Linked DNA regions of Mus musculus: all the other regions are linked to region 3. The links are chromatin loops, found by intact Hi-C in ENCODE. Cell type or tissue: heart. All regions are shown on one strand. Links, peaks and the distances in the headings refer to the core of each region. The heading gives the core; the rest is flanking DNA. Region 1 holds the start of Tril (TLR4 interactor with leucine-rich repeats). Region 2 has its middle 37 kb from the start of Tril. Region 3 holds the start of Gm22910 (a small nucleolar RNA gene). Region 4 has its middle 27 kb from the start of Tril.

Evidence for each region. A loop is a pair of places that touch in the nucleus more often than their neighbours do. Peaks named below come from ENCODE experiments on the same cell type or tissue, not always from the same donor. Only the 100,000 strongest peaks of a DNase experiment are listed, where the experiment ranks them.
Region 1: a loop joins it to region 3, with 2.8 times the contacts of the local background. A loop is called at or near these places in 12 of 42 quality-filtered maps.
Region 2: it touches region 3 in a loop (2.6-fold over the local background); 9 of 42 quality-filtered maps call a loop at or near these places.
Region 4: a loop joins it to region 3, with 3 times the contacts of the local background. A loop is called at or near these places in 9 of 42 quality-filtered maps.

Annotation. Positions count from the first base shown.
Region 1 is chr6:53,813,529-53,821,526 of GRCm38, forward strand. Tril (TLR4 interactor with leucine-rich repeats) reads right to left here and starts at 7,297. Exons shown (of 1, transcript NM_025817.4): 1 at 1,940-7,297. The coding sequence starts at 6,707. The coding sequence ends at 4,278. In heart, for the core only: CTCF peaks have their summits at 4,871 and 5,593; DNase peaks (open chromatin) are centred at 5,233, 5,433, 6,043, 6,393 and 1 weaker place; H3K4me3 peaks cover 2,875 bases; H3K27ac peaks cover 2,360 bases; H3K27me3 peaks cover 3,280 bases.
Region 2 is chr6:53,779,677-53,787,674 of GRCm38, forward strand. No RefSeq gene overlaps it. Among named protein-coding and RNA genes, the nearest start is that of Tril, 37 kb to the right of the region's middle. In heart, for the core only: CTCF peaks have their summits at 1,676 (motif pointing right) and 3,389 (motif pointing right); no DNase peak of the experiment used is centred there; H3K27me3 peaks cover 538 bases.
Region 3 is chr6:53,868,495-53,876,492 of GRCm38, forward strand. Cpvl (carboxypeptidase, vitellogenic-like) reads right to left here. Exons shown (of 13, transcript NM_001289713.1): 13 at 4,785-5,030. The coding sequence ends at 4,920. It overlaps Gm22910 (a small nucleolar RNA gene), which reads right to left and starts at 3,654; the gene lies at 3,523-3,654. In heart, for the core only: a CTCF peak has its summit at 3,610 (motif pointing left); no DNase peak of the experiment used is centred there; H3K27ac peaks cover 265 bases.
Region 4 is chr6:53,790,091-53,798,088 of GRCm38, forward strand. No RefSeq gene overlaps it. Among named protein-coding and RNA genes, the nearest start is that of Tril, 27 kb to the right of the region's middle. In heart, for the core only: CTCF peaks have their summits at 4,723 and 5,899; a DNase peak (open chromatin) is centred at 4,721; H3K27me3 peaks cover 854 bases.

The sequences.
Region 1 (7,998 bases), core at 1,816-6,815, 54 kb before region 3:
CCTCAAATCCCTCAGAAGAAAAGCATGCATGCGTGAAAACACACATGTGGTGGTTGGTAGATGCTTGGCCCAGGGAGTAGCTCTACCAGGAGGTGTGGCCTTGGCAGAGTAGGTGTGTCACCGTGGGTGTGGCCTTTAAGACCCTCATCCTAGCTGCCTGGAAGTGAGTCTTCTCCTAGCAGCCTTCAGATGAAGATGTAGAAATCGAAGCTCTGCCTGTATCACACCTGCCTGGACACTGCCATGCTCACACCTGGATGATAATGGACTGAACCTCTAAACCTGTAAACCAGCTCCAATTATATGACCTTATAAGAGTTACCTTGGTCGTGATATCTGTTCACAGCAGTAAGACCTTAACTAACACAACATACCTAAGCAAACATAGAGGAAAAGGATCGGGGTAGGCTGTGGAGGAAGGGACAGGAAAGGGAGCCACTGTAGAATCAAGCTGCCTCTGTACACTAAGTTTTAATCTAAATTATGCCAGGAATTTCATGAGCACAAAAGATTTCTTGACTGTTAAACTCACTCCCCCCCCCTTTTTTTAAATTATGAGAAAGTGCTTCAATTACTGTCATTCTACACCAAATTGTGGAAGAGTCTCAAGTGACTGGAACAAGGGAGCCAGGGCAGGGATTGCTATAATCCCATTATCTGATTTCCTGATTGTATTTCAGCAGAAATGCCTAGGCCCTGGACTTCTAGAAAGCACCACACAACTTGTTGTTTCTTGCAGGAGAATCCAGCTACTAATGATGTACTTAATAACTACTGAACACATGTTGGTATAGCTGCTGTTGCTGCTGCTATAGCTAGGTTTCACAGAGCCATTGTGCAGTCAGCTCTCAGGATGCTCATCTTAACTGATGCAGAAGTGGAAGAACAAAGAGATGGAAGAACAAAGAAATGGAAGAACAAAGGGATAGAAGAACATTAGAGAATATAAAACAAAGAACAGTGGTGACCTTCTGATGGCCATGAGACTTCTTCATGTCTTTGTTATGGATTTTCTTACTATAGTTCTCTTGGGTTGGTGAAGGTCTTGATCCTGGGTCATGGGCTGAAGTTTTAAATAAGACTTTGCTAATCAAATGCTTTATTTTCGTTTAAAAACTCTTAAAAGAGAAGGGGGGGTGCTGGAAGATGGCTCACCAGTTGAAAGCACTGACTGTTCTTCCAGAGGTCCTGAGTTCAATTCCCAGCAACCACATAGTGGCTCACAACCATCTGTAATGGGATTGGGGTGCCCTCTTCTGATGTGTCTGAAGACAAACAGTGAATATATATATATATATATATATATATATATATATATATGCCTCTTTAACATAGTAGTCACCCAGTCGTGTTGGCCTTTGGTGAAAATCAGGTGTGTGACAAATGAGCACAATTGCCTTGACCACATCCTACCATCCTGCTTGTCACCTGGCAGTACTGAGACATCCTCTGCCTGGCAGAAGCAGTCACCTATTGTGTGAGGTTCACACTACAGACCAGACTTAACTGTGGTTTTGGAACTGAATTTGGCAACTCATATAGAGCTTATTCATATTCTTCAGGAATTATAACACTTTTCAAGCTCCGTAAATGGGGGTTGGGAGCCCCTGTAATCTGTGTTCATGAAACTCAGAGGGCATAGCTGTTAGGGAACTCACTCTTGCTGAGCTGAGACCATGCCACCTTGCTGTCGTCACTGGGGACCTTTTCACTCTGGGATCCCACTTGATTTTAGAGTGGAGTTCATTATCTCCTTACATATAAACTCACACAATCATTTCTTTACAGTAAAGCCCACACTCTCCATGAAAAGGAAAATAATAAGAACCCCACACACATCACGCTTATGTTTCATGTACATAGTGAACATGGCTGTTGAAAGGCTCATCCTGTCATTTTAAACATGCATCAAAACATTTGGAAGCTCCAACAAGACATCTCTATCAGTATGTGGGTTTATTGACATAATTGAATGTAACAATGTATAACATTTATCCATTTCTCACTGAAAAGACTTTTCAGTGAGACTGTTTTTTTTAAGTCCAGGCATTAAAGGGTTTTGGTGACAGTCTACAGTTGGGCAAGGCAGATGGTAAACAGAATCAGTGGTCTTTTCCATACTTTCAACGGGTCTCAGTTTTACACTGTGTAAATGAAACAGCTAAGAGAGGCAACTGTGCTGTGCATGAAAAATTGCGAGTTCTACAGGAGGTGCCAGATAGCCTGTGGGTTGAAACTAAGAGCGAACAGCCCCAGCTCCCATGCACCATGCACTGTGGATGTAAAACAAGGCCTGGCAGCAAACACGGAATGACAGTCTTATTTCCTGTGGTTTATTAAGTTTCGTCCCTGCAGATAAGACTGCCAGAAAAGCAGCTGTGGCTTAAGTGGTCTGGACATTTTACTCATGCTGGACATAAACAAAGACCGGCTCATTTAGACCCCCAGGTCTTCAGCTGCTGAGACAAGGCAGCATGGCTCACGTAGGCCAAACATAAAGAGTGATCGTGGTGAAGGGCCCTGGACTGTGATGGGTTCCCTGAGTCATTGGGACCCTCAGGGGCCTGAGGCCTGGAACAGAAGAGTCACTGTTAGCCATAGAACTGGCTGACCTGCACTGCACAGTCCCCCACTGCCAATAAATCCATAACCACGGTGACTATACCACAGTGTACATCCTCTTAGCACGTGTATGTGGACCACACACGAATTATTAATGTGAACCCAGCCACTATATTTAATCATAAACGTGGACTTCATAAATATCAAGGGAGAAAAGTATCCCAAATAGCTAAAAACACAACTAAACAAATACAAGAGGCTAATCCTAAATTAAAAATAAAACATAAAAAGAAAAGAAATACTGCATCTACTACTAAAAGATAAGGTTTAATAACACAGTAAGATACTGGCTATTGGAATAATTAATTTGTAAAATATATAATTATTTCACAGTGACAGTTGAATGCACATGTTCTTCTGGGTTTAGTAGAAACACATATTCGCTACTGTGGGTTTTTTGTTTTTTTGTTTGTTTGTTTGTTTTCACATTTGTTCCCTACAGTTTTCTTCTCCTGTTCTATTTCTTATAAAGAGCGACAGTGATGTGGTCAGAGATTACAGACAATTCACCCATTGCTTTGTTTGTTTGGGACAAACTCAGAGCCCCACAAGCAAGCTCCACCACTGAGCTCACTGCCCCCTGCCCCAAGCCTGACAATTACCTTACGCTTAATGCCTAACCGTGCAACTCAGAAATGGGTGCTGTCAAGAAGGGGATGGGGGACACTGCTGAACTGTCGTAAGATGTAGGTCACATTCACACCCGTCTAGGCATGCTATCAGAAATGTGGTAAGCGAACTGGAAGGCTGCAGTGCCCTAGGGAGTCACTGGTTACACACACACACACACACACACACACACACACATATCGCATTCTTTTTTCTTTTTAAAAGATCAAATCTGGCATTCGATTTTTTCCCATGTATAGATTTAAAAAAAAAAATAAGGTAAAACCACAGGCGCAAGCCTGGTGGAGAAGTATTAAATGCTGCCTTCTCCTGAGGATATTATCAGTTACCCAAAGGTCAGCAAAAGGTCATTTCCCTAACTGATAAAACGATAGAGAGGAGGTCCAGTCCTATCAAAAGAGTCTGAGTTTATTGGTCAGCTTGTTAAATCCTCTTCATATTGTTGACACAGGTAGCTTTTCCTTAAGGCTTCCTAGATGCTCTCCCAGACAACAGAAGAAAGGGTTCCCGGGAGAGAGTGGTACCTGTTTGTTTACCCTGCCGGTCTTGGCAGAACCCACCAGATCAGTGGGGTCAGTTGCTGATGGGGATCACTGTGATGGTGGCAAGTCCCCCTTTTCTTAACTAGAAACAGAACTCAGTTTGCCATAGAGCAAAGGAGTGTGTATACACACCAGAGCGTTCTGGTCATGCTGGGAGCGTAAAGCACCCTTTCTAGCCCAAGGTCAGCAGGCTACTGTGCTGAAAGTCACAGGAGCCATGAGCTAAGTGTGTCAAGGTTTCCCACTTTTACGCCATTATTCATTTGTCCCCACTCTTGGGTTAGACCACCAAGAACCATCCATTTGCTTTGTGATTACCAGGACGTGATGGATGGCATCTAGATTCACTTTCACATCTAGATTTCACTTGGCAAATGCACAAAAGGGAGAAAGAACAAGTCTAATAAAACTAGTTCTTCCTCTGAGAAGGCATGGGACCACGGAGAGTGGCTCCTTAAGGCCTGTGAGATCCCAAGGCATTGCCTAGTCAGCGAATCTTTGCAAGAGGTGATCCTCCCGCCTCAAGCTGCCACTGGTACCACCGCCGGTGCTGTCCATGAAGCGGTCGCAGGGGAACTCAATGAGGTCGGCCTCGCTGAGCGCGCACACGGTGGTGCGGGGACGGTGCGACTGGAAGCCTGAGAAGTCCGCGGACACACCAGTGCCCATGGAGCGCAGTGGCCGTCGGGTGGAGTACATGTGGCGAACGTGGACCGGGGCCCCTCCCTTCCGCCTGGCACGCAGCTTCCTCCGCAGCCATCGCGATCCCCAGGCTGCCAGTGCCAGGAGCACCAGAAGCGCGTTGACAGCCAGCAAGACCAAGGTCAGGAGCTGGTAGTCGACGCCACCTCGACCTCCTGCCTCTGGCAGGGTTACTAACCCTGCGCAGTGGTCTCGGGGGGCCACGGGGCAAACGCGACCCCCGAGCACACCCTCCACGCATACTAGGTAGGGGGTGTCTCCGCGCAGCTCGTGCAGCGTGGCCGAGTCGCTGCGCTCCGGCAGGTAGACGAAGCGCTGGAACTTGGGCTGCTGGCCAAAGCGGTCGAAAAGCAGGCGGAAGCGTGCGCCGCCCTGCGGCCGGGGACTGCGGTGTTCGCGAACCGCCCAGCGCACCGAGGCGCTGTTGGCGCTCACCGCCTCTACTGTCAGGTTGCACAGAATGAATTTGTTGAAGTCACAGGGGTCAGACACCAGAGGTGGCAAACCAACCCCACTAACGGACTGGACTGCGCTCTCTTGCTGCTCGGACGCTAGGCGCTGCTTTGCTGCGCGCTGCCAGCTGTCTCTGGCAGATGGTGTCCCAGAGGCGGGCTCAGACGTCGGGGTGGGCTCCGTCTGGGAGAGATTGGCTCGGGTGTGACGTCCTCTCCCCGGCTTCTCGTGCAGGTCCAAGGACTGTGGGGCAGAGCCCGGAGCCGCAGCAGAGGGGCCCTGATGGGGACCTGGTCCCCGCCGGCTCAACCTTAATGCGCTGCGGTTGCCCACCAGTTCCTTGGCAGCCCCACCCCAGGCCACTCCTGGTAGAAGTCTTCCCCGCTGCTGGGGCTGCGGCTGCGGCTGCAGTGGTAGCTCCTGCGAGAGGCCTGCAGGGGGCGTCATCCCCTCTTCTGACGATGTGGGTAGCGGCCACTGCCTACTGCCTGCTGTAGGGGAAGGTGAGGGATCCACGCAAGACCCATTCTGCAGCAGTTGGTCATCCAGGTAATCCAGGTACTTGCCCCGCAGGGCCGGGGGGTGGCGACACTGCACGAAGACCGTAAGGAGGCGACCCTGAGAATGCCAGTTGCCCATCCAGCGTTTCAGACCCCGCAACCGGCAGTCGCAGGTCCAACCATTGCCGTCTAGATCCAGCCGGTAGAGAGCCGGACTGGCGGCAAAGATGTCCCCAGAAAGGGCGCTGAGCGCGTTGTCGCGCAGGCTGAGCTCACGGAGCCGGCCCTGGTGGCCAAAGGTGGCAGGGTGCAGAGCAGAAAGCTCATTGCCACTCAGGTCTAGTGCCTCCAAGCTGTGCAGAGGCTCCAGCAGTGTCAGGGGGAGCTGGTTCAGCCGGTTACCTTCCAGGCGCAGCTCACGTAGGGCCTCCAGTCCCCAAAAGGCCTCTGGGGCGAGGTGCGTGAGCTGGTTTCCACTGAGGGAGAGCAGGCCTAGGCGTGGCAGGTGCTGGAAGACGCGGGGGCCGAGGTGCTGTAGGCTGTTGGCTGAGAGGATGAGAGTAGAGAGGGAGCGCAGAGGGACAAAGGTGGCCGCGTGGCGCAGAGAGGGTTGCAGCTCGTTGGCCGAGAGATTGAGGAATCGAAGCTTACCCAGCTGGCTGAAGGCGTTCTTGCCCAAAAAACGGATCCGGTTAGATTCCAGGTGTAGGTAGAGCAGGTTGCCCAGGGGAGCGAAGACCGCGTCCGGCAGCGCTCCCAGCACGTTCCCGTCCAGCCGTAGCTTGACCAAACTCTCCAGGCCCTCGAAGGACCCGCGACTCAGGCGTCCAATCTCGTTGCCGTTGGCGTAAAGGATGCGCAACTTGCGCAGCGGAGCCAACGTGCCAGGAACGAGCGCCTGCAAGAGGTTGTTCCCCAGGTACAGCTCCTCTAGTCGTGAGAGCTTCTCGAAGGTCTTGGGGTGGAGAGAACGGATCTGGTTGTACTGCAGATCCAGCCGTCTGAGCTGCCCCAGACGGTGGAAGTCGAAGGCGGTGATGTTGGTGATGAAGTTGCCGCCTAGGCTGTAGGTGAGCACGTCCTGGGGACTAGGCAGCGAGCTGGTCTTGGGTACAGCGCGAAGTCCCCTGTTGGTGCATAGGAGATGTTGGGGGTGCTGGCAGTCGCAGCGCTCCGGGCACACGGACTCGGCCCGCGGCGGGAACGCCAGGCAGCCGCACACCACGAGCCAGAAGCGCACGGCACCCACACCCTCCATCGCCGCCCGCCCAGCGCGCTGCGGCCGGATCGTCTTCTGGGCCGGCCGGCTCTGTGTCTCCTCTGCATTCCCCTCGGCCGGGCCTGAGTCGCTAAAAAGGCCTCTTTCGTACTTCGCTGGTGCTCCGTCCAGCCCTTCCTCTTTGTCCCGGTGGCTCGCCCGGGTCTCCGCAGGCCAAGTTCGCGGAGCCAAATCAGAAGGCGCTGGGCGCTCGGCGAATCTGGGGTGCTACTTGTTGCATTTCTGCAGAAAACTGTTTCTTCGGGTGAGCGTCGGGGGCGGGAGGAGCGAGCAAGAGTTGGTGCTTTTTGTTTGCTCTGGAGTCCGGAGAGCTGGATTCCCTGGCGCGGATTCTCCCCGCCAAACGGATTCCCCCGCTGCAGGCGGGATCCCTTCCAAGAGCTGCTGGGGTGCGGCTTGGCTGCAGAGTACCGGCCGCTAGGCCCACGTCTCCGGCGCCTGCCCGCTCGCGATCCGGGGGGATTGGGAGTGCAGCCGGAGTGAGCAGCCTGGGGGACGCGCAAGCAGCGTCCGGAAGGGACCCATGTCGGCGTGGAGCGAGCAAACCGGCGGAAATTCGTTCTTCCCACACTCTGCCCCCCGGGGGATGCAGGCGGAGAAAGAGGAGACGGCGGAGGCAGGACAGACCCCGGCTGGGGGAGGAGGAAACACTAAGTGGCTCCGCGTCTGGTCAGCCCTAGCCCGGACGCCAAGTGAGAAAAGTAGGGATTAAAAACAGCTGTACGGGTCGGCGCGCAGGCTGGGGGCGGGGGTGGATTACCGGGCGAGCAAACGGGGATTGCAGACAGAGACCTTTTTATTTTAGGCCGGTTCGCCGGCGGCTTCGGCGCAGAGGCAGGGCGCCTACATTTTACCTACTCTTCTCTTCCCGGTGCCACCCTGCAAGATGTTGAGACAACACGGAATTCCCTGGCATCGTGCTCCAAGTTTAGGGGAACACAAGATTTCCTGGCAAGGCCATCAGTGGACTGTTGACAGGACTGTTGCTCAGTCCTTTTAAAGTGTTTGGGTTTCTGGTGTCCTTTGCTCATGTCCAAGGAGAGGCACCGCCTCTTTTAGGTTCCTAAACCGAATTATCTGCCGGTTCTCGCTCTGGGAAAACCTCTGAAGAAAGCTCAGAAGTGGAACTGTTACAGTGACTGTGACACGGACAGACTTGGCTATTCAGCTAGATTAATTCTCCTGCAGTGTTAAAGCCCTTCAAATAGCCTCGGAACCCGGGCCTGTATACAATACGCTGCACAGAGCCTTTGGAGATTGCTTCTTGAGG
Region 2 (7,998 bases), core at 1,189-6,188, 89 kb before region 3:
CCATTGTCTGTGTGGGGAAGGGACAGAGCTGTATTATTAAACACAAGGGAGGCAGGGAAGAGGCCAGGGGACCCAGTCGTTGGAACTCAGCCTAAAAGAGAAGTGGAGATTGGGGTGGGGTTGGAGCAGAGGTGGGGGTCACTGCAGGGCAGTAACACGGATGAGGCTTATTGGCTGTTAGGAGCCGGCTGCTGAGACCTTCATTTGCTAGCACCCGTTCCTTTCCATCTGTCTTGCTCTTCCAGGGCAGAATGAGCATCTCATGTTAACCAGATCAGCCAACCATGGTCCCTGTCCCCTTCTTCTCAATAGACTAGTAGAGATTGTCCTTCTTAGCAACCAATCCACTCGTGCCTTTTGGAACTTTGCGACTCCTGTAGTTCGCTGTTTCTTCTCTGTTTCACTATTGGTAAAAACTCCAAAGCAAATCTCTGATTCACCCTTGTCAAGTTGAGTTTTTATTAGAGCCTGTGTGAACTTGTCATGTTTGGTTTGTGCTTCAACCTGTTCTGACCTGGCCTTATCGCTCTCAGCCATTTTCACTTCATGCAATTTCTTGTACTACTTGGAGCTTTATGTATTTTGACACAAAGGACTGTTGTTAATAAATGGTATCTGAGTGGCTTTTAATAAATGTGCTCTATAAAACATGGCTTGCCTTCCAGTATCAGCTTTGTAATTCACAGAAGGGCTTCCATCGACAACATCAACAATTGTAGAAATAACAAAATGGGAGCCTGGGGCCCCCGAGTTCTCGTTCTGGCAGTTGCTCAGCTTCCAGGAGGCAGCAGGCTACTGAGGTCTGTGTTCAAGCAAGCACCTCCAGGTCCCTAATTCAGGGAACTGTAAATTCTACCGAAACTTTTAAAAATGTGCACTTTAGATGACCACGGGGCTGTAATGTTGAAAGTGATTTAAAGTCCTAAATCACAGAATACATTGTAGCATCTCCTAACCTGTTTATCACACACACACACACACACACACACACACACACACACACACACACACACACACCGGGGCATAGTCCTTTAAGATGGGCACATGTTTGTCTTCCTTTTGCATTTTTATTTTGCTTAACTACAAAGGAAAAGCAAATTTATGCTGGAAAATGAATGGATGATAAATTCAAAAGAAAAGGTGTCAGTTCTCCTGACATCTTCATCTCGGTGATATTACCGGTTTGGCATCTAGTCTTCTGGAACTTCCTACGTGCATGCAAACACGAACAGCTGTGTGCACAAGAGTCTACTAAGCACACCACAAAGCGGGGCTTTCTGTTTTAAATGAACCATATGAGTATGCCCCAGTTATTTGCCCCATTACCCATCCAGCCCACATTTTCCATGTTTGTTCCCATCGTCATAAGAGCAGAGAGCAGCCTGGGGCTTTGGGCTCCCGGCTCAGTACAGTACTGCCAATTTGGTGTGCCTGAGTCCCACAGTCCAAAGTGACTCCTGATATACCAGGTGAGTGAATAAGAATTCACTCACACCTTCATGGACAGCGGTGGACTAATGAAGGCAAGAATGATTTAACTTTACTGGTAGCTTCGGGTCTCAACAAGGCTATTATGTGCACTTGACAACTCTCAGAGACCCAGAAAGGGCTTGTATTTTTTTTTTCCTTACCACATTAAATTTGGGTTAAATATGTAAATACACACAATGGCCACCAGAGGGCGACAACCTCTCAGCATGATTGAGTAGAAGTCCTCTAGCCCTGTTGACAACGGCTTGATTCCTGCCTTGAATGTGTGCATTGACTGGTATTTTAAATAAGTAAATAAATCCAACATAAATGTCAAAAGAGACATGAAGGTAAATGCCTTAAATGGTTTTCTAAACAAAGAGTTGTAGAAACCACAGTATAGTCAGATGACAGATAAGAGATAGGTAGGCAGATTTATCAATTGACTGACTCAGGGTCAGGGCCTTGCATGTAGCCCAGAATGGCCTTCAATTCACAATGTCTCTACTCCCTCAAGCACGAACCAAGATTACAGGCTTGTACCACCATGACTTGTTGTTAGTTTTGTGGTTATTCACAGCCCATTTCTTTCTAAAATATAAATTAAAAGACAGAGCCCCACTCTTTGCTGGGATGGTCTCCCAGGCCTTGCTCTGAAAGCCCATTCCACCACAGTGCCTCTGCTCAGAATTGCTTTCTTGCTTCCAGCATAGGCAGACAACCTAAGTCTAGCTTTTAATTTTATCTCTTATTTTTTGAGAATTTCAAGTGTATGATGCAGCAGATGACGTCACCACACACTTTGGCTATAAGGACATAGAGAAATCAATCTCACACTAACTGGAGAACTTCCTCCTTGCTGGCTCGTTTTCACAAGTGCCTGTGGTCTGTGCAGGCTCCTGGTGGGAAAAAATAAAGATCTTCTCAGCGCTAGACCTCGCATCCTTCCATGCTGAGCTGCCAGGCAATATCTGCCCACTTCTGCCATAGTGGCATGGCTGTTTTCGGGTAATAAGCCACTTTGATGAGTTTTGAACTCTGTTCTGTTGGAGGAAATGTCATGCCAGGTACTAGAACCTGGTCAAAAGCCCCTGGCCTGGGAGAGCATATGCTATTTTTACTAAATGATTATGCTGTTAAATTGTATAATTCTGAATATTTCTTTACATCTATAGACCAGGACTTCTCTCAAGCTTGCTTAATGAAGCTTCCCTTGGCCGTGGGCAACAGTCAGTGGCGTGATGCGGAACTTGACAAAGTGACTGACTGCTGGGCCCTAAACAGGACATCTCTATTAACCACACCAACTGCACCAATTGCACTGGGAAGGCTCCGGGCAACACTGTGGGAAGGGAGACAAGGAGAACAGAAGAGCCAGAAGCTCTGGAGAGGACAGGTTTCAAAGAATTAGGTCTTCTTATCTATTGCCAACAGTGAGGCAGACTATCAGTGTTTAAGTTTTTGGCCACTCACAGAAGTTCTAGCTTGCGCATGTCAGGTATGAATGGGTACTTCCAAAGGTGCCCTTAAACCCAGTGGGGGGAGTCCATTGCATTTCATTCAACTAGGATCATCTCCACATATTTTGTAGATGAATATATTTAAAAAACACTTTTTATCTAAGCATAGAGTAGACTTTCTGATGATTATTTGTGAATCCTGCACCATTAAAAATTCAAAGAAAAAGGGAGGCAGGCGTGGTAGTAAAAAGATCTCTAAAATCCTAGCATTCGAAAGGCTGCGGCAAGACAATTTTGAGTCCAAGGAAACATAGTGAGACTCTATATGAAAAAACAAAGGGCTAAGATACCATTCAGAGGTGGTGTGTTCCCTGGCTTCCCTGGGGCCTGATTCTGACCACTGATAGGCAAATTGATAATCCAAAGGCCAGAGAACAGTGACGCGCAATATGCCGTAAATCCACAAGGTGGCGATATTTTATCGCACTTAGAGAAACGCTTCCCTTTGGCTTCCTTTGCCTTTAAATGTATGAGGGCCCCCAAACCTGTGGTTTTCCCAGTATTAACCTAGTTTGAATGTAATAAGCCAAAAGAGTTGAATATTTAGGATTAGTGTCTATACCTGGCAACGCCAAAGTGCAAGCCTATAGAGTAGGAAGGAGCTACTGCCAAGAGGCGGGCTTTTGAGACGCCACACTTAAAGTATCCCTAACATTGAGACTCTTGAAGCCTTTCTCGGCAATGTTAGGCACCCTTGGACGTACAGTGTCTCTACCTCTGTTAGTATATCTACCCAGGACCCAGTGAAGCAGGTGAGGACGGGTTTCCTTAGCATTCCGATGCACGGAGCCATGTGTGTCCACCCACACCTCACCAAGGCTTGTGAGAAAGTCTCACGACTGTTTGTACCTTACCCAGCCATGCTGCAAGTCTGGCCTTTGAGCTCTCCCACACAGTAGAATGATAAGGTTTTCATTCATCCTCCAGTGACCAGAGCAGACAACGTCTAAGGGGAGGACCACAAGGAAGTCTGCTATCACCGTCACCACCATGCAATCCCTAAGGCACCCTACTTCCATCACAGGATAGTAAGGCAGTTTATTACTTGTGCCCTTCAGCCACAGAGCTGAAGTCTACAGCATAGTCTCCGACGATACAGAAACTGCAGAAAGCAAACTCCCATGCCCTCACTTGTTATTCCTAGGGAAGGCGATGGATAATATAATTACATTGTGATGGATTGAATCTGACAGACAGCAGAAAAGGCAAGCCAGAGAACATGAACTAGGGAATGGGTTTTTCAATGATATTCCATGTCTCTTACAGTCAGGGTTGGAAGGGGGTAGGGCAAGTGTGAAGACACACACAACTTGCATTACAAACTTTATCCGTTTCTCTTTGAGGCAAAGAAAGGTTCATTGTGTGCTGGCTTGGTGTGAGGCATCTCACCACCAGTTTTATTTTATACACCTGATCTCTTTTCATTACCCTTGCTGTTTGGATGAAAACATTGAATACAGTGTTCCAGAGATGAAGTACTTCAGGTTCATACAACTGTCCATCCTGAGCTTCAAGTTCATACTCAGCAGTTGTATGGCCCTGGTTAAAACCAGATCTAGCCAAGGCCACACACGCTGCTGTGCTCACCCTCTAGGGTGTGTTCTGTGATGATGGTCAGTCCCCGGCTGGCGGTACCCTGAGTAGGTACCGCCTGAGACAAGAAGCAGAATCCCAAGCAGCAAGTGAAGCTATAACTTCTAGACTCTCCCTCAGCACAAGCCTGTGGGTTGGAGAAAGGACCATGGACTCCTGGCCAGGAAAGGAAGCCAGAGTTCCATCGGAAAGGATTCCCGGGGCTAGAGAGACAGGTTCCATGGTTAAGATCGTCGGCTGCTCTTGCAGAGAACCTGGGTTCAATGCCAACACCCACATAATGGCTCGCCACCATCTGTAACTTCAGATCCAGGGGAATCTGGCCTGCAGGGCCCCCACATGCTTGTGGTATATAAACACACATCCAGGCAAAACACTCAGACACATGAAATATATTTTTTAAGGCAAGGAATTCTAATTAGATAGTTTTGGTAAAAACCCTAAAGAGATCTTCAGGAGAGACAAGATCCAAACCTCCAAGGGCCCAGGAGCTTTTTGGGGTCTACTTTTTTTTTCTTTTTCTTTTTTTGATTTTTGTTTTTTGAGACAGGGTTTCTCTGTGTAGCCCTGGCTGTCCTGGAACTCACTTTGTAGACCAGGCTGGCCTCGAACTCAGAAATCCACCTGCCTCTGCCTCCCAAGTGCTGGGATTAAAGGCCTGTGCCACCATATCCAGCTTTGGGGTCCACTTTTCATTTTAAATTAATATTCATATATTGATGATGTAATGAATGAATAATACATGTGCATTTGTAAGTGAGCTCTTTAAGTCATTTGAGCTTCGGACTTCTCAGACTGAGTCTGTCTCACCAGTGTCTTTACCTCCTGTTTAATATTTTGCCCTCGGTGTTGAGAAGGCTGTAAAAGATCCCTCATCAATCTTGAAGCTGCCACGTTAGGCACCTGGTACCCGCCTGAAGCATCGTGTTCCTGCGAGAGGAGTGGGAGCAAAGGAAGCAAGGGGGGGGGGGGGAGAGGCAGGAGAACATGGTTACACGGAGGCTTGGCAACTGGTCCACTCTGCGAAGGGAGACAGGGGACTCACATGAGGCCCTCTTAGGAGGGCAAATTGTGAGCTGGGGCACATAGCTCAGCAGTTCTGGGTTTGATCTAGAATGTGTGTGTGTGTGTGTGTGTGTGTGTGTGTGTGTCTGTGTGTGTGTGTGCATGTGTGCGCGCATGTGTGTGTGTGTATCTGTGTATATGTATGTGTGTCTGTGTATGTGTCTGTGCCTGTGTGTGTGTCTGTGTGTGTGTCTGTGTCTGTGTGTGTGTGTGTACGTATGTGTCTGTGTGTGTGTGCATGTGTGTTTATCTGTGTATGTATGTGTGTGTCTGTATGAGTGTGTCTGTGTATCTGTGTGTGTGTGTGTGTGTGTGTGTGTGGTGTGTGGGGGTGATGTGTGTGGTGTGTGTGTGTAGCCAGGACACCTTCTACTCTTCTAATGGTTCTAGCACACTGTAAACAGCTCTACAAGATCACTTAATAAGACAGCAAAGATTCCCCCATTGCCATGGAAATTGAGAGGCTAAAGATGAGGTCTAGATATTATTTCTGTGGCGGGGTTCCTGTTTGTTTGTTTGTTTGTTTGTTTGTTTGTTTGAACAGTCTGTTAACACAACCATCAGACTATGTGAACCAGAGATGACAATCATCATCTTTGGCTCCTCTTGTTCCTCCAGTGAGGGGATGCTGAAGTTCTGGAGAAAGAAAGAAAAATAAGGGCCAGTGGGTATCAAGTACCAGGGGGATACTTTGTACAGTAAGGAAACATATTACCTTAAGATAGCCAGAAGAGGGGTTGGGGCAATAACTCCATCAGAAAACTGCTTGCTTTGAAAGTTCAGGGGCCTGAGTTAGATCCCCAGGTCTCATAAAAATGCAGGATGCAGGATGCAGGGTTACACACGATCATTCCAACCCTGAAGATGTGGACCCAGGAGCCTGCTGGACAGCCAAACGAATATAATTGTTGAACTCAAGGCCAGAGGTGTACTTGTTTTAAAGAAAGTAGACAGACATGCCCTCTAGCCTACATACACGGTCTCTCACATATGCGTGTGCGCACACACAGACACACATACACACACAGAGAGAGAGAGAGAGAGAGAGAGAGAGAGAGAGAGAGAATGCTTTCACCACCAAGAAATAACAAACATTTGAGGAAACGAGTAAATTTGGCCCAGTTTGACCATCATCACGATGCACAAGATGTATCTATGGATTCAAATATCATGATTTACTCATAAGTACATGTATTAGTCAGGGTTCTCTAGAGTCACAGAACTTATGGATAATTTCTAAATAGTAAAGGAATTTATTGATGACTTACAGTCGGCAGCCCAATTCCCAACAATGGTTCAGTCGCAGCTGTGAATGGAAGTCCAAGGATCTAGCAGTTACTCAGTCTCACGCAGCAAGCAGGCGAAGGAGCAAGAGCAAGAGCTAGACTCCCTTCTTCCAATGTCCTTATATTGTCTCCAGCAAAAGGTGTAGCCCAGATTAAAGGTGTGTTCCACCACACCTTTAATCCCAGATGAAAGGCATAGCCCAGATTAAAGGTGTGTTCCTTAACTCGGAGATTCAATCTTCTGGAATCCATAGCCACTATGGCTCAAGATCTTCAAACCAAGATCCAGATAAGGATCTCCAAGCCTCCAGATAAGGGTCACTGGTGAGCCTTCCAATTCCGGATTGTAGTTCATTCCAAATATTGTCAAGTTGACAACCAGGAATAGCCACTACAATCCACCCCTTGTCAACTTGACACAAATAATATCTCATGTTCACATGAAACAATAACAAGGTTGTAAATACGCCTAACATGATATAACTATCCCTCGTACAATCGCAAACGCATTAGTAAATTTACAATGGGCATTCATATTACTTTATAATCCTCGTTTCTGCAACTGGTTACGTGGCCTTAATTGGTATTTATAACTACCTTCCTCTACTACCCATTCTGTATTTCCTTCACCTTCAGCCAGCACCTCAGCAGGTCTTGGCTCTTTTCCTGGAGGATTGACCCATACCTTCATTCCTGATGGGTCTGCGTCCTTTGTCATCCTGCTTGGATTAGGCTGTTGTAGTTTCCCATTGACTTTAATCACAGGACATGGTAGTACTAAGAGACGCCCTAAGGGATCTCCTGCACTCCAGACATAATCTTGCTTACCACCATTGTGAAGAGGTAATCCAATTTCCCCATGGTAATCTGGATCTATCACCCCTCCTAACACTGTTATTCCTTTTTTAGCCTGTTGGTTTAAGGGCATTAGAAGCCCAAAATGACCAGGGGGAAGTCTGAGCTTCCAGTTCAATGAAATGTTTGTTGTAGCTCCTGGTAGGAGCACTCCCCTCTCTGGAGCCAAAACTTCTAAGCCAGCAGAACCTAGAGTTATGGGGACAGGA
Region 3 (7,998 bases), core at 1,127-6,126:
GGGACTGGAATGGGAGGACCAAAGAGGGAAGGGGAGGGGGCATGAAGGAGGAAATGCAGAGAGAGACAACTAAAATTAAGGAGTATTTAAACCTGATACAGTAAAAGCTTCTTAAAATAGACTTATCTATGGAGAATACCTAAATGAAATCACCAAATAATAGCAGAGACAGAGCTCCAACTGGCTGTCTCTTGTCACCAAATGAAACTTCCAGGACTAATTGAGACGTTTGCCAAAGACATCTATGGCAATTCCCAAACAACCCAGGCTGTGCTGAGACCCTAAGTTGTTCTCCACAAACCGAGACAGCAAGGCCCCCTTACTGAAGGCAACACCTACACAGCTCACTGAACGTGGAGATGTCAAGCTGGGCCTAGGCAGAACCTTTACCCCCTTGTTCTAGTGTCTCTGGTACAGGAAGGAACTCTGCCCTGTCAGAGGAGAAATGTAAGCACCAACTCAGCCACAAACCATGATCTACAGTGGTGTCCTGCCTGCAAGAAAAGCTTGTGCAATAGTGGCATAAGGCTTATGGGAGTAACCAACCAAGATCTGATTTGACTTAGACACCGTTCATGAGATGGAACCCATACCCAACACTGTTTGAGTGACCAAGAACCTAGGGTAAAACCAAATACTATTGTTCTAAAACCAAAACCAAACAAAAATAAAAGCAAGGCAGCAATAAAAAAATGGCATTCTAGCATACTCATTGATCAGTGACCTGCTCAGCCAGCAACAGGGAAGTCTCCTCCTGAAACAAATGAAGACAAATATAAAAACTGAACAGCCAGACACTTGTGAGAAGAGTGAGAAACCTTGTAACACTGAGCCTACATGGCATGTCTTCACCAGCCCTTCCCTCCTCAGGAAAACATGCAGAAGAGGAAGAAGAAAGTCAGAGTCACTTACATGCAGGAGGGAAAGAACACCAAGAAAACAAAATCAACATGATCGTCAGCTATATGAAGTCACAGAGACTGAGGCAGCCTGAGAGTGGTCACGGTTTTAAACAACTGGTAGACTGAATGTAAAAAAAAAAAATCGCAGATCCTGCATGGTCTGCCCCAGGAGTCCTGGAGCTGAAGGAAGAAGTAGACACACACCTCCACCTCTAACACAGAAGCCGCTTTAGTTGATAACCACTTGCAAATGGAAATTTAGTTTCCTCCAAGGGAATCTCACTGGGGAAACAAACTACTCCGAAGGGGAGGCAGGACGCATGCGCAGCAGGAGATGCCCACAGAGAAGGAGCTTAGTGGTATCTTTGGAGTTCCCTTGTCTCATAATGTCCTGTTGGGGCTTTTCCTTTCTTTCTTTTAAAATTATCTTAATCTTAATTTTATCTCTCAATATTTTTTGCTTATCTCTTTTTACCCTACAGATCCTCTCTCTCTCTCTCTCTCTCTCTCTCTCTCTCTCTCTGTGTGTGTGTGTGTGTGTGTGTGTGTGTGTGTGTGTGTACTATGGCTTCCATTTTAATGGTTTTATGCGCTTTCTGAGTGTGCAAACAAGTGGGTCTCTTCCTTTTCTTGGGTTCTTTCCCTTTAGTTTGTTTTTATCTAATTCCAATATTTGAGGGTTTTTTTTTTGTTTTGTTTTGTCATAGTGTATTTTATCTTATATCAGTTCCTAATTATTCCTTTGGAGCTTGCTTATTTTCTAATAAGAGACAGAAAGGGGTAGATCCAGATGGGAGGGGAGGAAAAAGTGGGAGGACAAAGAAGTGTGGACAAAGGGTTTATTGTAGGTCACACTCTGACACACTACAGCTTCCACAATGAGATTTTGTCAGGGGTGGGGGGAGGCTGCAAGGGTGGAGGGCGGGTAGGAGGAGGGCACAGGGAGGGTGGGAGGGATTGGGGTGCATGATGTGAAATTCATAAAGAACCACTAAAACATTAAAAAAGGAAAATAGATGTTTGTCTGACAAAAATCCTGTAGTTTGGATCTGTATAACTGCACCAGAGCTTTTCTGCACAGTTCATTGATGGAGTCCATGTTGGAATGCATCTATTCAAAGCCCTGAGTCTGGTGCTGAGAGGTATCTGAGCTGGCCAGCGCCCAGGTCTTCTGCTTTCACACCCTTAGGGTCAGCTCACTAGCCACACCCCACCCCCAGCAACCAGGACCAGCTCTATCCTGCTGCCCAGATGAGATACAGAGTCCCTTCTCCTGAGTGTGGCAGGTGGTGAGACACATGGCCAGTTTTCCTACTCTCATGACCCCAGGGCAGCACTCCCATCTGCCATAGACTGCAAGGGACAAAGGTGTTAGGGGAGGGTGTCTCTCCCTCACCTGTACCTCATCACCCAGCAGACAAGAGGCAGGACTGGTTCTCCAGAGCTCATATCCTCAGGGCCAGCTGACTCTGCCCCCACCCCCATCACCTCCACCCTCTCCATCAGAATCAGCTCTACTGTGCTGCCCAGGTCAACAGGTGAGGAGCAGGGACAGCTCTCCTGCTTTCATGACCTTGTTGGGGCCAACTTTCCCACCTACCACAGGTGACAAGGGCAAAAGGGATGGGAGGGGATCTCTCCCTCAACACCAGTGTACAGCAGATAGGAGGCAGAGCTGGCTCTCCCACACTCACACCCTCAGGACAGCTTACCCACAATCCCCATATCCAGAGCCATTTTTACCATGCTGTCCAGTCATGGTGCAGGGTCTGCTCTCCTGAGTGCTACAGCAGGAGAGGGGAAGGGCCAGCTCTCCAGCTCTGATGACCCCAGGGTCAGGTCTCCTACCTTCCACAGGTGGTGAGGGGTCAAGGGGAAGACAGGGTCAGCTCCAATGCTTGTATCCTTGGGGCAATTCACCTGCAACTCCAGAAATGTACAGGGCTTGTGGCAGCTCAGATCAGAGACGTTTGCCTGGCCTTCGGTGACAACAGACCCCTGCTGCTGCAAGTACAAGATGTGGCCTCCAGTAGCAGCACAAGCCAAGGTCCCAGGTGGTATTATTGGCTACTTGAATCAGGCTGTTCCTAATTACCCTCGAGTCTCCAGGTCTGCCCCTCTTGCTGCGACCACGTTCTTCTGTTTCCCTTTATGTCCCATTTCTCTACTACTTACTTGCTCTTCTTAGTGTGCCTGGGGTGGCCTGAGTGTCTGCGGCTGTCTCAGGAGAGGTCTCAGAAGTGTCCTGCCCTGCTCATGTGTTATGGTGCTGGGCAGGGATCATCTTGGGTATGGTCTGCCTACCCTGCAGGCCTGTGAGGCACTGGACTGGTGGTCATCTTAGGCTAGCTTTCTGTCCAGGCCCCGTGGCTCTTGTCTGGAGGTCATCTTGGGCTTGCTCCTTCCCTGGCCCACCCCAAGGTATGGAGGATTGTCTCTCTTGGGTTTATTCTCACCAAAGGCCTATGGTCTCAGGAAGGTTTCTAGTCTCCAGCTTACACTCCATCCTGGGAACCTGTCTGGGCCTTGATGACCATCTCAGGTTCCCTGTTCAGGCCCCCAGGCACCAGACTGAGGGTCATCTAAGGCTTTCTTTTTTTTTTTTTTTTTTTTTTCAGGGAATCTTAGGCTACTAAACATTCATCTATTCACAAATCAGAACACTCAACATAGATGTAGCCTCTCTCCTCTCTGCCACCTACTGATGTACATGTGACATAGCAGCCACACCTGCAAAGCTTCTAGGAACAGGTCTATTTTCAAATAAAGGGGAAAAAAATAATTCTCCAGTGAGCCAAATCATACCTGAGTGATGCGTGCTCAAAACCTAAGTATGCTGTAGAATTTCAAAGACGCGTGTGCCAAAGAGAAATGAGCCCCGATGTGGCCGTTTAGTCAGAAGAACGCTGGTGAATGTATATTCCCAAACACCTTAGCTCAAATTTTACTTCTAACAATGACATAAAGTTAGGTTGCCCCTTATTTATTGCAGGAAGCAGCGACTTTAAAACGACTCATCTAATGTGCCCTACAGGCTGTTTACTGAATGTGTGCAACGCAACCAAGCTTACAAACTCCAAAAAAAAAAAAGAGAGAGAGAGAAGGTAGATTGATTTCTCTCTGTGCATCAGAGTCCCAGCTTACAGAGAGTTAGCGACAGACCATTCTTCTCCAAGGAAGGTTTCTGTCTCTGAGAATTGCAAGGTAACTTCTATGAGGAGACTTCCTGTGTTTAAAATCCCCTCTGGAGACTCTTATACCTACATCCTCTCTTTGGGATGAACTGCTCAGCTGTTTTTTTGTTTTTTGTTTTTTTCCGTAATATTCATCAACATCATCAGAGGCTGTTACAGTTTGAATCTGAAGTGTCTTCACAGGCTCATGTTGTGAACAATCATTTACCAGGTGGTTAAACCGATTCTGGAGGCTGTGGAACCCAGGATGTCGGGGGCTCAGCTCTGAGGACCCAGGAGTGAACTCTGAAGGAACCCATCCCAGCTTTAGCTCTGCTTCCTGGCCCACTACTATATGAACAGCCTCTCTACACACTCCTGCTGCCAGGGGCTGAGCCCTGCTGTGCTTTTCCTGCTGAGATGGGCTGAAACCTCCAGCCAAAGTTAGTCTACCTTTCCTTAGTTGCTTCTGGCTGCCAAGAACAATAATAAAGTACCTAGGACAGATGTATCATGAGGTAAACCCTCTTAGTATTTACAGAACCAGATGATGTTATGAGTCTATCAATTTATTGCACTTTCTGCCCTGGAAGGGATTAGATATTCCATTAGTGCCTCAGACCCCATTTTTTTTCATCCCATAAATCAACACACATGATTTTCACTTAAGTGTGCTCATGATCCCTAACTGTCATTCAAAAGGTCACTTGTTTCAGGGAAACTTTTATTGACTAAAAAGTACCTTGAAAATATAAAAATGATAAATTTTAAATTTACATGATATATTTAGTTTTTTTTAAACAATATTATTTTGTGATTGAGACTCCTGTTTCAGGAAAGTATCTTATGAATTATAAGGTTCCCATCCTCTGTCATAGATGAAGCGATTGATCATATCAAAAGATCTCATTGGCTGGTCATAGGGCAAAATGTGTCCTCCACCTCGGACGATTACCTTGGAGAACAAAGACAAAAGAACACAGGGAAATAAATATTTTCAATACATGGAAAGTATAAACTCAGATGAAACTCTATTTTAAATATGTGACATTCAGAATAGTGTTGCTACAGCTCAGTGGTAGAGCCCTTACCTAGCTGGTAGAGACCTTGAGTTCTGTCCCCAGACAGAAAACAGAAATAGATACAGACCATTCCCTTCCCGAAGCCTTGGAGTCGTATGCTCTTCTAGTGATAAATTACCTTAGAGTCCAGAAAGTTTTTCAGTTCCAGTCCTTAGCTTTTATACCAATTTGCATCTTTTTCCAAATGATTTCTCTTTCCCACTTCACTGCTCCTGAGTGTAGCTGAGAGTGAGTGCTTCCCTCTTAAACTTTACCTGGCTGGAGCTTGAGGTAGGAAGGTTTTCCCATCTAGGTCAGGTGGCGCCTGATCAGAGCATACTCTGTCTTTTAATTAGCCAGCTAAGTCTCACCACTCACAAATCAAGGATGCAAGTCACTCAGCAGCTCCCAGAGGTGAGCGACCAAATGTGGTAGGCTTGTGATTACATATGTAAATGTGACAAGATTAATCTCAAGGCCCCACAGATGGAAATAGCCTCATCCTCAGAAATGATGTATTTTGGGAGCCTCTAAGCTCATGTGTTCCAGATGTTCTGCGGGGTCATAGTGTGCCATGAATTTTAAAAGGGTTATGCAAGCACTTAAACCATCACTCTAAGGTAGTTTTTAGTAAGCTATTTCAATCCTCCCTGGACCTACAGATGTGGACCTAGCAGAAGAGGCTTCTCAGGTGGGGCTTTTTTCAGCATCCAGCACACAAGAGGAAGTCACAACTGGCTTGTGATGCAGACATGTCAGGGCAGACTTCTCAGGAATCTCTGGGGGAAAAGATTCCTGGACTGACAATGGTGAGTAGGCACAGGCGCAGGGATGCAGGAATTCAGGGATACAAGAATGCAGGGATGCAAAGGTGCAGGAGTGCAGAGATGCAGGATGCAGGGGTGCAGGGATGTAGGATACAGGGGTACAAGGGTGCAGAGGATGAAGTGGTACAGGGATGCAGGGGTGCAGGGATGCAGGGGTACAGGGGTGCAGGGGTACAGGGATGCACTGCCAATAGAGGAATTTGTTCCCTAATGTGCAGGAAACAACAGGCATGCACTTCTATATGCAGCCCCACTCATCAAGGAATGGGATAAGATAGAGAAGAGCTGAACTGGCAAACAACCACACGATACAGGCCTGCTGGGATGTGCTGCGATGAACAAATTAGATGTTTTGGGATTTATTTTTAGCTCCAGTAAAATATAGTTAACATGAAATTACATCTTTAATCACTAAGGTATAAGATCCAGTCACATTTAGTGCATCCTCTATCACTAGTAGGTAATTGTGGATTATTTTCATTGTCCCAAAGCAAACAGCAGTTGATCCTTTGGCTGCCTAGTCCTCATCCCTGTAGTCGCTGACACCTACTAGCTAGACTTTCCGATGTAAACTTAAGTCCTTTTACTACCTTCATTACACACCCTGTCAATGAAATCTTGGCTTCTAGCTATCAGATGGTAACTACTGGTCAAACTAAAATAAATATACACTCAGAAAAAGTCACATTGAAAAGCTAAAGTAACTGAAGACAAGCATCAGAAACAAGCCACGGATCGTCAGCAGACACCTCTAACTATGAGTGACGCAAGAACTGTTCAAGATAACTAGTGCACCGATCAAGGCAGGGTTGCTTCAGCAACATACAGCAGGAGCCAGCCGAGGGGTTTCCCATCATACACTTGCAGATTAGCAATGACTATTGAACAGGAGGTGAAATGTGACTTCTAGGTGCCTCAGTGGATCCAAATGTAGCTAACACAGTATTACGTGTTCCTAGAGGAATCTAGACGGAGCTTTAGTATGAGTTGTGTCCATTATGGGTATAAGAGAAAGGACCTTATGGTCTGAGGGGTATGAGGAAGAGCAAAACCCAAAGAAAACCTCCAAAGAAAAGAAAGTGCAGGCTTGGCACTGGGAAATGGTAAACTTCCCATTAAATCCATGAGTGTCTGCAGAAGGAGGAAGAGCCAGAGACGGGAAAGCCTCAGAAATCCAGCTGTCAGCTCCACTGAAATCCGCTCACCACTGAGCTGAATAAAGTTATGACACCTTCCTCTGACCTTCATAGGTGACATGCGCACACAAGGTTCATGAACATGCAGGCAAACTTATCCTATAATACATTTGATACATACAATGGATACATATATTCATATACACATACAACAAAAATAAATTCTAATAAAACTGAAACTGAGGACAGACAGTATGATAGTAGCTTAGACATACTAAAAGTAAAATACATTAGAAACAGAAGCTCGTGTTAATAGTTTAGTCAACAACATCCAGGCTAAAGCATGGTGAATAGCAGCGTAGCGTACAAAGAACAGAGAAGAAAGGCCAGGGACATCAGTGAAGCTGATTATTCTTGGCTGGAGTTCAAGGATTCCAAACATAAGGGACCAGGCAAAGGAAATACTGATTGGTAATATACCAATATTATTGGTAATAATTGTTCAGACTTTATAAAAGCTACCTGTTCCCAGTTTGGGGAAGCTCAAGCTAAATCAGATAAATACAGAGAAAATGGCATCTAAGCACATAACAGTCTGGTGCTGAAACTGAAGACAGGATGGGGTGGAGAGCTGGCTCAGCAATCAAAGATGCCAACTGCTCCTGCAGAAGACCAGGTTCGCTTCCCAGAACCTACAGAGCAACACAAAACCACTTGTAACTCTAACTCAGGGAGCCGATTCTCTCTGCTGACAACCTCGGGCACACACATGGTACATATACATACACTCAGGCACACACACACATGAAATAAAATAAAATATTTTAAAAAAGGAAAACCATTTTCCCAGGAAAAGAAGGAGGGTTAATTATAGAAATGATGAAAACTGGAGCGTTAAA
Region 4 (7,998 bases), core at 1,674-6,673, 78 kb before region 3:
ATCCATCTGTTTTCTGCACTGGCCAGATAGGAGAGTTAAATGGAGATGTGGTGGGAACCACCACCCCTGCGTCTTTCAAGTCCTTGATAGTGGCAGTAATTTCTGCAATTCCTCCAGGAATACGATACTGTTTTTGATTCACTATTTTCTTTGGCAGAGGCAACTCTAAAGGCTTCCATTTGGCCTTTCCAACCATAATAGCCCTCACTCTACAGTTCAGGGAACCAATATGAGAATTCTGCCAATTTCTGAGTATATCTATCCCAATTATACATTCTGGAACTGGGGAAATCACCACAGGATGTGTCCGGGGACCTACTGGACCTACTGTGAGTCGGACATCAGTCAAAACTCCATTAATCACCTGCCCTCCATAAGCCCCTACTTTAACTGGAGGGCCACAATGTTTCTTGGGATCCCCTGGGATCAGTGTCAACTCAGAACCAGTATCCAGCAGACCCCGAAAAGTCTGATTATTTCCTTTTCCCCAGTGTACAGTTACCCTTGTAAAAGGCCGTAGGTCCCTCTGGGGAAGAACTGGAGAAAGGGTAACAGCAAAACCTTTGAGTGTCTTATCAAGATCCTTCCTCAGAGGAACCTGGCCACCCCTTCATTCAAGGGGTTCCGGATCTGCAAACTGTCTCAAGTCTGGAAATTGATTCACTGGCCGAGATTGCTGTTTACCACGATCTAATGTAGCCTTTCTTTCATTTGTTTGAGAATTTTTCTGCTTATACAGATCAAACAAATATGCAGTAGGCTTCCTATGTATTTCATTCCTGGAAACACCATGATTGATTAGCCAGTACCAAAGGTCCAAGCGAGTCATGCCATTATAAATTTCACCTCTCCTGTGCTGACCATTACTGGGTATGTTATTATAAACATTCTTTTGTCTACGCTGTCCATTATAATAACTAGGATCACCTTGTCTCCGGCGATTCAATGCTGCCACCTGGCCCTTGTTACCTCGGGATCCAACTAAACCCAGTGAATTTAATTCATCTAATTGAGCAGAAGCATCTCCAATGCTAAGATCTGGCACAAGGAAAAGGGAAAGAACAAAACCCTTCAAATGTGCTGGTGCCCCTCTCACCAATTTGCGTCTTATAGAGCTGGTGAAAGGCATATCTTCTGGACCTTCCCATTGTGGACAATTATGCTTTACACAATATATCCACTCTAGCATTGCAATTTCCCTAAGTCTTAAAATCCCTTCATCAACACTAAGCCACGGAATATCAGGCATCTCCAAGTCATTTCCAGTAGGCCATCTTTTGATAAACACCTCAGCCAACCATTCAAACAAACTTTTGACACCTTTTTTAACTATGCGAGCTTCCGTATTAAACCTAGAATCTCTACTCAGAGGACCCATGTCAATAAACTCAGCCTGCTCTAGTTTTATGTTCCTTCCACCCTTATCCCACACCCTTAAAATCCATTCCCACACATATTCACCAGGTTTCTGCTTGAATGAATTAGCAAACTCATTAAGCTCCTTAGTAGTGTAGCGAATTTCCTCATGGACTATACTTTCTACCTCCCCTCTAGGAGCCTGTTTTGCTTTGAGTCTGGTTACAGGTCTAGAAGAAACTATTGGTGGGCTGTGAGCAGACTCTGCAAAATTAATTTCCTCATGTGGGGAAGGCATTATTTCAAGAGGTGGGGCTGAGGGTACTACTTCCTCAGGTGGGGCAAACCCTTGAGAATCTGAGGATTCAAAATTCTCAGCTTCAACATGGTCTTCCCACACATCCCCGTCCCATGTTGTAGGATCCCATTCTTTGCCAATTAGAGCCCTTACTTTAACTGTCGACACACTCTGAGGCTGAGACTTGAATTTTCTCTGTAGTTCAGCCAACCTTACAATGAGAGTTTCTGTTTGATTTTCTGCAACTTGAGCTCTATTGCTACAAGAGAGAAGATTCTCCTCAAGGACACACTTAGCAACTTTTAGATCGTTTACTTGTGTCTGGAGCCTTTCGATTTTATCACACAACTCCTTCCTTTCATTCATCATTTTTTCCACAGATACTAAGAGCAGCCAGCCAGTAAAATCATTTTTCGATTTTTTCCCCATCTTGTAGAAAGCTTTGTGCACTGAATCACCTAATTCATTAAGAAAATCAAGGGCATTAGCTTCTTTAAGTTCGGAATATAGTTTCAACCATGGGTCTTCAAAATTCTCTGAGCTCCCAGGAGGGAGAGAATCTGGAGAGGTTTCAATATTTGAAAGTGCTGGTGGATCAACAAGCCAATTCCAGTATTTTAAAAGATTCATCCTTGTACTTCTGTTACTCTAGAACCACTCCTGGTACCAACTTCTGTATTAGTCAGGGTTCTCTAGAGTCACAGAACTTATGGATAATTTCTAAATAGTAAAGGAATTTATTGATGACTTACAGTCGGCAGCCCAATTCCCAACAATGGTTCAGTCGCAGCTGTGAATGGAAGTCCAAGGATCTAGCAGTTACTCAGTCTCACGCAGCAAGCAGGCGAAGGAGCAAGAGCAAGAGCTAGACTCCCTTCTTCCAATGTCCTTATATTGTCTCCAGCAAAAGGTGTAGCCCAGATTAAAGGTGTGTTCCACCACACCTTTAATCCCAGATGAAAGGCATAGCCCAGATTAAAGGTGTGTTCCTTAACTCGGAGATTCAATCTTCTGGAATCCATAGCCACTATGGCTCAAGATCTTCAAACCAAGATCCAGATAAGGATCTCCAAGCCTCCAGATAAGGGTCACTGGTGAGCCTTCCAATTCCGGATTGTAGTTCATTCCAAATATTGTCAAGTTGACAACCAGGAATAGCCACTACAGTACACATAAGGTTTTTAGGAAACAGATTCAATAATCTGTTGTGTAACTCTTCCACGGCCTTCTCCCTCTCTCAGCACAGAGTAGCTCCCTGGGTCATGAGGTCTGCTTGTGTCTCCAGAGTTTATAATATGGTTTAGACCCTCAAGATGGCTCAAGCCAGTGTCCCCCTGAGGGAGACTTTGAACCATAAGGCGGGGCTGACCCTTCACCATGTCTTATCATGTGTGTTTGTAGACATTGCTTTTACACTGGAGAAGAATCTATTACCAGACTTGGGGAGTTCAGACTCGTGTTAGTCTTGGACCTCAGAGTCAGAGCAATTAAAACTCAGAAGTGAAAATAAATAAGAATAAATATATCTAAACACACGGAACCATGAGCCAGTATCTCACTGTAAGTTTTAGCCCTTTCCATTTCTGAAGTACCTAATGGCTGTAAAGGGCAGTCTGGAAACTACTCGGGCAGAGAGAAGGAGCGATTTGTGACAGCATTAATGGAGTGTTTGGTTTTGAGAAACAGAGGAAGAAGAGCTGTTTATCCCTTGAAGTCTGTGGTCTGGAGAAACCTAGTCCAAGCACATGCGTACAGGAGTGACTTGAGCAGGTTCAGGGCAGCTGTTCTACAGCTAAGGCCCTCACCCCTTCACCCATCCAACTCCTGCACCAAGCCTTTACTTCTTGTCCCGCTTTGGAGGAGCTGCTCGACAGACCTGCTTCTATAGCTCAGTTACTTGAATTGCTCTCATCTAGAATTAAACTTTTAAATTATTTTAATTAGTTGCTAAAATAAATTCAGGTTCACATGCCTTAAGTGAAATTTTGCTTCTGAGAAATAGGAGACACTTGGTGGGGGAAAAGGTCTCTACTAAGAACTCACTGTGTGTCTTGAATGGTTGGTTGATACTTTTATTCAGCGATATATATATCACTGAATATACATATATATCACTGAATATACATACATATACATATATATATCACTGAATATACATATATATCACTAAATATACATAATACATATATATCACTGAATATACATATATATACATATATATCACTGAATATACATATATACGTATATATATCACTGAATATATATGTTATTGATATATATATATTTATATAAAAATTTGGCTCACATTGAAGGTGTGAAGCATGGTTTTAAAAGTTATTCTAGAAGAAAAGAGTTAACAGGTCAGACCACACTTTTTTAGCCTCTGTCCTCCTCTAAGGCTGTCCTTAAAGTCGGGAAGCACCTTCATAGAGGCAGGGGGAGAGGATGGAATAGGGGGTTTCTGAAGGGGAGACCTGGAAAGGGGAAAACATTTGAAATGTAAATAAAGAAAATACACACACACACACACACACCCGCATAAAAAAAGAGCCTACAGCATCACCCAATGACAGTAGCCCAGCTCTGGGCTTTTCCAGAAGTTAAGTGGGCTTGCTCAGGCTCTTCGGGTGACAAACACAAGCATTTGTATCACTATTCCTGAACCCCTCCCTCTGGGGTTCACAAGATGGTGGTGTGAGGAGGGCATAGGAGGCATTGGCCAAAGAGCTTTGTAGCAAAGCCATCCAGCAAAGCGTTATTAGGGCATCACTACTAGCACATCATGGGTATTGCATCTGTGTGAGCAATGCTGTCGATAGGCAGATCACTCTAGCCAAAGGATGCTTTCTGTGTAAAAAAGGGATAGCTTTGAGTTTCCTTTACAGAGGCGGTGAGAAGAAGGAGCCGTAGGGCTCAGGAAGGAAATGGCAAGGCTTCAGGGATTTTTTTTTTTTTTTTTTTTTTTTTTTGCACAGCCTAGGAACCAGCTCAGCAGGCTCCCCGTGGCCGCCTCTTCCATTCTTAAAAAGCACCTACACCGTCTCCCTTGTACCGAGGCCGAGTGGCCGCTGCGGGGCAGCATGGTGCAAACCATGAAGCCGATTCCCACAGGGAAAGAGTTGGCATTGGGCATGCAGGCAGGTAAAACGCAATCAGGGATTCTCGGCATAATTTCCAAGTGTGCTTTCCACAGCCACGCTCCACCATATCAAAAATTAATCAAGCGATAAGGCGCCAAGGACGCGAACCGCCTTTTTCTTCTCTCACTTTTAGGTCTCAAGATGTAGAAGCTTGAAGACTTCAGAGACCACAAGAACTGATCCATATCAGAACCGGTGAATTTCTTAAAACTCTCCTTGCTCAGAAGCCCAAAGTAAAAACCAAAAGTAGTGGGTCTCAAGCAAGGAATTTTACCCCTAAGGATAAGCAGTGTATAGAGAAACCTTTTGGACGTGCCAGGTAAGGGAGAGGGGTGTAGACATTAGCATCTGGGGGACAGAACCCAGTGGGGGACTCAGCATCCTGCAATGTGCAGAGCAGTGTCCCTAGCAAGGCCAAGTCGTCCATCAAAGACACCAGTAGGGAAGTGGCAGGAAACACCGAGGACCTTTGGTCCCACGAGGCCTCGGTAGCACACCTTCTGTTCTAACCCGCCGAGCTCCTGTGCGTTCTGCAGCTCATTCCCAAGCAGACTTGCTCTGGGGGCACGCGGGAGCCTCTGCTTCCTTGGCAATCACACTAAAGTGGCTCTAAAAGGCGGGGCAGCAAGAATTAGAATCTTTAGAGACTGAATGGGAAGATGTACAATCATCTAAGTGGCGCGTTCTCCCTCCTTTTCTTTGATGAAGCACAGCTCTCTCACAGCTCAGTCACATCGGTGATGGAGTGCAGCTTCCTTGGGCCCCGACAGGTCCGTGGTGGGATGCACCCTTCTAGAGCGTGTGCTTCTTGGCCAGTTTTTCCGTTTCCAGTTCTGCAGTCTCACTGGGGTTCGGATCCTTATTTTCTTCACTTCATTAAATCACACAGGCCTGGATATACACAGAATTTGCAGATGAGAAACCAGAGACTTGGTTAGAGAGAGCCAGAGCTCAGAGGTAAGAGAGCTAGAATTGAAGTCCTGTCCATTCCAGTCAAGAGCATGGGACTCTGGAGTCCCCCATTCCCTACCGGGCCACCAGATGAAGTGCAAAAGAAATGCTAGTCATGTGCAGTGACTGGGCTTCTCCCAGAGTCACAGCCTTGTAGTTCACCGGTTGGCCACATGGGTTAATCAGCCTCCAAACCTACATAGCTCAGGAGGAGAAAAGGCTGCTGAGCTCTGGGTAGTTGAACAAAGGCTGTCTCCTGCGTGAAAGGCCCACGATCTGGAAAGTGTTCATTCCAGGAAACTAGATGTTTTAGCAGTCCCAATCTGACGTTGGAGTCTTAGAGAGCTGCTAGTCTTCAGTCTACATTGGAATTCCAAAAGAGTAGGTTCTAAACCATTGAAGAATTGCTTCAGCAACACGATAGGTGGATTTGCCATTGAGGACGAGGGCAAGCAGGCAATAAAGCAAAACCTTCCCTCTTCCATGTCCTTTTCTGTAGACTGGCACCGGAAGGTGTGGCCCAGACTTAGAGTGGCGCGACATCAAATGGTTTACTCAACAAAATCTCTCTCTGAGATGCCCAGCTGGTAGGGCTTTAGTTGATTCCACATGTGGCCAAGTTGACAACTGAGATTAGCCATCACAGGCATTTTGAAGGAAAATGATGTCCAGCATATATCTTTAAAGGAACGTGATGAGGAATAAAAAGTAAATATTTCTAATTACCATATGTTAATCTGATGGCGACATGAGAGAGCCCCGCTGTTCCTGCTACTGTGTCTGCCTGGTGGTGATTTCGGTCTCTGTGTTCTTGCTACTATAGGATTTCTAGACTATTATGTGTACTTGACATTTTTGTAATGGAGAACTGTAGGACACAAACCCCTGTGATTTTTTTCCCAGGATGCATTTCTTTTGCCTGCGAAACTCATAACCATCTCAAAATCTCAGTGAAATGTCTCTCCTCCATCAGCCACTTAGGGAAATTAGCAAATCAGGTGTCATTGTGTTTAATGTAAGACATTCCGAGAAAGGCAAATTAAAATGAGGTTTGTATTTCGAAGGCTAGGCATCAGGAAGCTGGAGTCTGGAGAAGTGGAACACCCCCCCCCCAGTGTTTCCTGGAGTTTGGTGGGGCTCTCAGCAAGGGATTTTCAACTGCAAACAAGAAGGGAACTCCCTGGAGGGAGGCGGGATTATCCTGACACTAATCTGGTCCCAGCCACTAATTGGTTACATGTCTTCTGGCATTCCTCAAATAACTAAAGCACTCTGTAGGGAAGACCACATGGCTCCATCTGGCTCCCAGGTTGTTCCTGACTCAAAGGGAGCCAGTAGGGTTAAGGTTAGGGTTAGGGTTAGGGTTAGGGTTAGGGTTAGGGTTAGGGCTAGGGCTAGGGCTAGGGTTAGGGTTAAGCACAGTGCATACAATGCCTGGCTGATGGAAGGTGCAGCAGAGCTATCAAGCTTCCGTGGATTCCACAAGGGTGAGGAAGAGTTTGGCATGCATCACAAGAGTAGAGATGTGTAGAAGGAAGGAATATGGACAGTGGGTTAGCTGTGCTGGGTTAGCCAGGTCTCCATGGATGCAAGGCAGCTGGAGCACATGGACCAGGAAGGGTGTGGTGGGGGCTAGAGCTGATGTCCTGAAGGGAGAGCATTTAGGACTTTGAGCTCTGTGTTAGTTCATTTGTGCCTCTATAAACAAAATACCTGTGACTGAGTGATTTATAAATAATAGAAATGTATTCCTAGCACCCTGGAGACTGGAAGCCTATGAACAGGAGCAGACATCAGACAGGCTAAATGACAGGTGAAGGCTGTGCCTGGGTCTCTGCCTCACGGACTGGTACCTCACAGGCTGTCCTCATATGACAGAAATGCTTTTCTGCAACGTTTTCCAAGATGCCACTAAATGCATCCTGAAGGCTGTGCCCAAAGACTCAATCTGCCTAGAAGTGGAAGGGCAATACGCACTCCAATGTCCAGGTAAAAGGCCCACAGTGTGAAGTCTGAGCTGCCACTCACTGGTACCACACCTCAATCTTACCACAGATGCAGTATCTCTCCCCAGCCCTCCCGACCTTCGTGCACTAAGCATTGCTTCTCCATCTGGTGCCAGCATCAGGGCCCTACTCTACGAGGAAGGCCCTTGCACCACCAGCTGTCAATCATTTTTTAATAGGAATGTCCTTTGAAAAAGACCTACACAGCAGTGAAAGTTTCCGAGTGGGGAGGCATACCACTGTGGCC